2 separate regions of the Homo sapiens genome follow, and region 1 is linked to region 2. Evidence: chromatin contacts called from ENCODE Hi-C or POLR2A ChIA-PET data. All regions are on one chromosome and are shown on one strand. The core of a region is the stretch at or near the end of the contact, and the rest is flanking DNA. Distances in the headings are between cores, read along the strand shown. Region 1 overlaps EEPD1 (endonuclease/exonuclease/phosphatase family domain containing 1). Region 2 overlaps EEPD1 (endonuclease/exonuclease/phosphatase family domain containing 1).

Region 1 (3,243 bases), core at 334-2,833, 37 kb before region 2:
GGAAGGCTGAGAAGGCGGAGTTGCACTTGGCACTTCCTACTGAAATGCTGAACCCCAACTTTGGCAGGAAATGCCAGCCATGCCTGTTACAACATTAGCTTGTAAGCAAAAAAGGGATCTGCCCCAGGTTTGCAAGCTGATGATAACTTGTTTCCTCAAACAAACCATGTTGATTTACCCAACCACTGCTCTCCCTTTCTAGAATTTTCTTCCTCTTTGATGTTTTCAAGTTTACAGGCTGAAAGAATGTGTTAGACAGACACAGGAGAGAGATGGTTTCCTAACCCAAGAAACCACCCAACAAGAAAACTGAATAGTAGGAGCATGTTTACCCCTGAGGTATCAAAAGCCAGATATGGCAACAGAAAGGGTAGGGACGAGGAAAAGGAAGATGGAAGAGAGAGAAAGCCAACACAAAGGGGGAAAGGATTAATAATTATTTAGGTACTCAAATCCAAAGAAAATGAGTTATGAGTAGGACCAAGCTGGCAGTTTACAATAGCTCCCCATTCCTACCCTCTTACATGAACACCCACTTATTTTTTTAAACCCCAGGGATATATTTTCTCTGTCTGTAAACACTGAAGACTAGTTCACTCTCAGGCGGGCTCTAGGCAGCCAGGCTCCCAGAACTTCCCAGGCACATTTCTGTGAAGAAGCCAGAGTTGTTCAGGAATTGTCACTCTGTCTGTAAACACTGAAGACTAGTTCACTCTCAGGCGGGCTCTAGGCAGCCAGGCTCCCAGAACTTCCCAGGCATATTTCTGTGAAGAAGCCAGAGTTGTTCAGGAATTGTCACATTAAACAGAATTAGGACTCATGGACCCTCAGGGAAATCGCTCTGGTTGCCATTTTTCTTATGCGATGCCAGCCTTCAGCTATTCTAAATGGTGTTTATGCAGCCGGCTCTGCTCTGCGGTGGCAATAATCATAAAAATAAAGGCTTCAAAGCCCTGGGTGAAAGTCCTACTGATTCATGACTTATTTTATTTTGATCTGTATTATGTCAAATCCTAGTCTTTAAAGGCTGCATGTTTCCTATTTTATTTCAAGGCAAATCACACAGATTTTTGTTTTTTTTTTTTTCAGTGTGGGCAGCAAGAACTATAGGTGGCAGCTCATGAAATAGCATTCTCACTTTGGAGAATGTCCTCAGAGTCACTGGTTCTGTTTTCTTTCGTGCTAATGGGAGAAATGGAAAGCCAAATACCCAAGCTATCTTTTAGTTGAGCTCCCTTCCTGTTAAATTTTTGGCCGCAAGCTCTTAAAAGAAGAAAAACTGTTTGGTGCTAGTTTCACAGGCTTTTCTGGCTCCCTCCAACATACTGGGCACTGTGGGCCAAAAGCAAACTGGACACAGAGAAGGAGAGACAGGTTACAAAAATCAAATTAAATACCAGGCAAGGACCATATAATGGATGCCATGACAGTGTCCTGCAGGCCAGGAAGAGACACTTCATATTAATGACTTGGAACCACAGCAGCTTACATTTCCTAGAATGCTCACCCTGTGCCAATGCTGCAGGCCCTTTACACACACGCCACGATGTGGTCCATGTGATGGCTCTGTGCGGGTGGGAGGTGTCATCATCCTTGCTCAACAGAGGACGAATGCAGGGCTGAAGTAGTTAAGTAACAGACTCAAGATTATCCACAGGGCAAGTGGCTGGGTGAGGACCCAAATCCATGTCTATCGTCCTGACCCCACTGCGGGCTTCCCCCTGAAGCAACTCTAAGGAAGGAGTAATAGGATCAAGCTTGTGTTTCTGAAGGATTACTCTGGTAACAATATAAATGAGGAACTGAAACAAAATGAAACTAGAGAGACCAAACTGCAATTCTGTATGCCTTAGTTTTTCTTCTTGCTTTAAAATTTTCTAGAAATTTCACTTTTCTAGTCATAGTATGAATACTAATTAACTGGTGTGAGCTTTATCCATGTAAAAGTCTCTCCCCCACAAACATATATAATTTTTTCATAAATAAAAGCTGGTTTAATGCTGTTTCCAAATAAATTAAGCAATGAAACCATCAAAAATGTCCCTGCCACATCCTGAAATGAAGCATAAAAATACTTGTTACTTCCTCCCCTCTTACTCGCAAATGTATCCTTGCAAAGCAAGTGCCGGACAAGAATGTGTGGGTCAAGAGAAACAAAACAATCGATACATAGCAATTTATTCTCCCACTAAGAGATTTAGGCAGGTGGATGGAGGGAAGGAAGACAGAACTTACCTGCTAGAGGTGAGCTATAATACAAAACTGTGGTCTCATGAATTGTAATCATGGGAGAAAGGCCCTGATGCTCTCCCAGGAGCTGATGCAAATGTTGGGATTTGGGCAAAACCCAGAACGTGACATCTTCTCTTCCAGGTTTACCCCTTCGAATTGTACATGCTAGGGATCTTGTTTTAATCCTGGACACTTCTGACCCCTGAAGATCCCCAGAGCTATACACATTGGGAAGATGCTCTGCTCTGTGACTCCACAGTGCTTCCATGTAGCCTCTTAGATAGATTTCTTGACTGTCTCCTTGTGGAGGAAGCCACTAACAGGTGAACCAAGAGAGCAGGTAATTTCAGAGTCATTCCTGTGTGAGGTGCTGCTTTGTTTTCTTTGGCTGTCTTCTTCAAACCTAATTAACTCTGCTTTTTCCCCCCCCTCCCTTGAGACAGGGTGTTCTCTGCCACCAAGGGTAGAGTGCAGTGGTGCAATCACAGCCCACTGCAGCCTCAACCTTCTGGGCTCAGGCAATACTCACGCCTCAGCCTCCCGAGTAGCTGGGACTACAGACGTGCATCGCCACACCCGGCCAATTTTTGTATATTTTGTATAAATGGAGTTTCACCATGTTGCCCAGGCTGGTTTTGAAACTCCTGAGCTCAAGCAATCCTCAGCCTCCCAAGTAGCTGGTACCACAGGCATGCACCACCATGAACAGCTAAAGTTTTTTATCATTTTATTTCTTGTAGAGACAGAGTCTCCTATTGTTAGAGCATGTAGCTAGTCAGACATGAGCAGGACAGGAGAGAGCCCTCCCCTACCCCATACACCAGGACTGTCAAGCGACCATCAGGTGATGGTCAGGCGGTTGTAAAACTGTCTCTCTAAAATAATATTTGTTTACAGCTGCCCCCAGGGAATGGCAGTCTCCCAACAGATAAACACCTGAAGCTGGTGATCAGCAGCTTCCCCATAAGATCTCAGGAGTTGGGTGAGTGGGCTCAAGCATGTGTACTTAGA
Region 2 (3,170 bases), core at 227-2,726:
CTCACATGTCTCTGTGACAAACCTATTAATCAATTTTCATCCTTAATAACAGCCCTAGTAATAAAACTAGGAATAGTCCCCTTTCATTTCTGAGTCCCAGAGGTAACCCAAGGAACCTCCCTAATGCCTGGCACACTTCTCCTCACATGACAAAAACTAGCCCCTATCTTGATTATGTTTCAAATTCTCCCATCAATAAACACGAATATCCTCCTATCTATCACAATCCTATCCATTATTGTAGGTGGTTGAGGAGGACTTAATCAAACACAACTGTGTAAAATCCTGGCAGGCCTGGCCCCAGCTGTGTCTGCAGAATAACTTTTTCCTTCATTCACGTCACTGATTTGATTTTCCACAGCAGTTTTTTTTTTTTTCTTTTTTTGAGACGGAGTCTTACTCTATTGCCCAGGCTGGAGTGCAGTGGCACAATCTCTGCTCACTGAAACCTCTGCCTCCCAGGTTCAGATAATTCTCTTGCCTCAGCCTCCTGAGTAGCTGGGACTACAGGTGTGTGCCACCATGCTTGGCTAATTTTGTATTTTTAGTAAAGATGGGATTTCACCATGTTGGCCAGACTGGTCTCAAAGTCCTGACCTCAAGTGATCTGCCTGTCTCAACCTCCCGAAGTGCGGGATTAGGGCGGGTAGCCACCATGCCCAGTCTGTATTTGTTTTATGTGGGGTGGAGTTACTTAAGGAATTTCATGAAAGTCAGATTCACAAATGGCATCAATCCAGATGTCTGAACACGCCTCTTTTCCCTTTCAAGCAAAGTTCCAGGTTAACTTCTGAGGAAATTAATGAAGGAATCCCCCCACCCTTCTTTAATAGAGATGGGGGTCTCACTGTGTTGCCCAGGGTGGTCTCCAACTCCTGGGCTCAAGCGATCCTCCCATCTCAGCCTCCCAAAGTGCTGGGATTAGGCCGGGTGTGGTGGCTCATGCCTGTAATCTCATCACTTTGGGAGGCTGAGGTGTGCGGATTACCTGAGGTCAGGAGTTTGAGACCAGCCTGACCAACATGGTGAAACCCCTTCTCTACTAAAAATACAAAAATTAGTTGGGCATGGTGGCATGTGCCTGTAATCGCAGCTACTTGGGAGCCTGAGGCAGGAGAATCACTTGAACCTGGGAGGCGAAGCTTGCAGTGAGCCAAGACTGCATCTGCACTCCAGCCTGGGCAACAAGAGCAAAACTCCCGTCTCGAAACAAAAAACAAAAACCAAAAAAACCCAAAGTGCTGGGATTACAGGTGTGAGCCACTGCGCCTGGCCAAAAATTTCTTGTCTCTTGTTTTTATCACCAAATTTTAGAAGACATCATGGGTGTTACATGCAGGCCTGTTTTCCCCCATGCTTACTTTCCTCCTCTATTGGCTCAGAGCTGAGGAAACACAGGGGCCGTCAGCATCTGCACATCAGTGGACACGCCCAGGAGGAGGGATGAGCTCTGGAGAAGGAGCTGCTTTTCCTAAATATGTCCTTGACAGCGTTGCATCCTGTCACTGCCAAGACACCCTTCCTTGCCAAAGCCAAGTGCGGGATTAGGATGTCAGCACAGAACAATCTCTGTGGAATTTAGCTTGGGCAGTAACTGTTCTTAGCGGGTTTGAAAGAATTAGTCTGCAAAACAATCTGGGCAGGAAACTTCTTTGATGACAGTGCCCAAGTTTTTTATTCCATTCAGGTTTTCAACTGCTTGAATCAATTACAGTATATTCTATTTTTTAAGAAAATTATCCAATCCATTCAGATTTTCAAATTTTGAGCACAAAATTATACAAGTAATCACTTTAAACTTAATAATCACCTCTGCATCTGTTTCTGGCCACCCCCCCTCCCTTCTTTAAGATGGGTAGATATTTTTTCTCATTTTGAAAATTAGATCTGTGAGAAATCAGTCTACTTTGTTGGTTTCCTGAAAAATTAGCACTAGGATTTATCAATTGTACCATTCTTTTTCTAATTAAGGTTCACATTTATCTTAATTCCTTTCTCCAATTTTCCACTGTTTTCTTTGGTTTCTCTGTCACCTTCTTTTGTTTAAATGATTTATTATATATATAAAGCCATACTTTTTTCTCTAAGTATGTATTTATCCTTGTTTCAAATTTCATTATGCAGTCTTCTTGTTACTATCTATGTAGTCTACAGTTGTAGTGTTGACCTCTTGTTGGATTCAATGGTTATTTGAATTGTGTTTTTCTATCTCTAAGTAGTTTGGTTTTAAATTTTATTTTCTATAGTTCTAGTGCACTCTATTTAGGGGAAGCACCCTGTGTATTTATTTCCTGATTAGTAAAGTGTATTGAGACTCTTTTGGGTCTACTTTGTGCTGAGTTCACGTTTCCATTTCCCAAGCATTTGAGTAGTTCCTGAACATGTTTTTGGATCTATCAGTGTTCACTTTAAGTTTTTCATATTAATGTAGGAAACAAGAGTCAGTTCAAGCTGCACTGCCTACTGGCTGCAGGGTCTTAAGGAACCTGAAGAACTCAGCAGCAGGTGGGAAGAGAAAGAGACTGACGCCCGCTTCTGTGGCCGGGAGCAGAGGTGACTAAGGTAAAGTACTTAGCACGCTGCTTCCCTCATAAGCCTCTCGGAATGGCGGCTATTAGTACTCATCATTCAGAGCCTTTCTTTAGCCACTAACACTTCTTGAGGATTAGAATAAAGACTGAAACAACTTTTTCTTGATACCATCCCATTTCGGACAAGCAGCATTACAACCCTTATCTCCCCTTCCCTCTTTGATCTTCATTAGCAATACTCTAAGGCTTAGATCCAGAATACAGGCATTTGGTTGTCTTTCCATTACATAGTTTATTGTAAGAACAATTTTTGACATTTGCATTTGTTTGCTAATCAGACTTATAACAATAATTTAAACTGCTCTCTAGTTTTATGGAATCTGGTGCTTATGTTAGCTACTCTTGAGCTCTGTTTTAACTCTTGAGCATCTAAGACATGTCTTTAAAATGAATTTTAAAGAAAGGAGCATGTTTGTATACTTCCCTAAGCCCCTGCACATCTGAGAATGTCTTTCTGATTGGCTTCACAGACAAAAGGCAACTCAGCTGAGCATAAAATTGTTTGGGTTGCTACATAACCCCCAAATTTTGTAGAGGGTTCATAAACTTACTTGATAATCGAAGAACTTTTAATGCTTC

Evidence for each region. A loop is a pair of places that touch in the nucleus more often than their neighbours do. ChIA-PET counts read pairs that join two places held with the same protein, here RNA polymerase II (POLR2A). Pooled maps may share reads with other maps.
Region 1: a map of heart right ventricle shows a loop between it and region 2 (2.2-fold over the local background). The contact joins two enhancer-like sites. A Hi-C loop is called at or near these places in 9 of 168 maps with a recorded cell type or tissue (CD4-positive, alpha-beta T cell, aorta, heart left ventricle and 4 more) and 5 of 50 pooled maps. POLR2A ChIA-PET finds 5 or more read pairs at or near these places in 3 of 52 experiments (BJ, HEK293T and Panc1).

Annotation. Positions count from the first base shown.
Region 1 is chr7:36,262,756-36,265,998 of GRCh38, reverse strand. The region is part of intron 3 of EEPD1 (endonuclease/exonuclease/phosphatase family domain containing 1); the gene reads right to left. Among named protein-coding and RNA genes, the nearest start is that of MATCAP2, 100 kb to the left of the region's middle. Within about 2 kb of position 1,583, at least 13 of the 41 ENCODE cell types and tissues checked have a DNase peak (open chromatin) inside an H3K27ac peak, as active enhancers do; they include heart right ventricle, where a contact is called at or near this core.
Region 2 is chr7:36,225,742-36,228,911 of GRCh38, reverse strand. The region is part of intron 2 of EEPD1 (endonuclease/exonuclease/phosphatase family domain containing 1); the gene reads right to left. Among named protein-coding and RNA genes, the nearest start is that of EEPD1, 74 kb to the right of the region's middle. Within about 2 kb of position 1,476, at least 8 of the 41 ENCODE cell types and tissues checked have a DNase peak (open chromatin) inside an H3K27ac peak, as active enhancers do; they include heart right ventricle, where a contact is called at or near this core.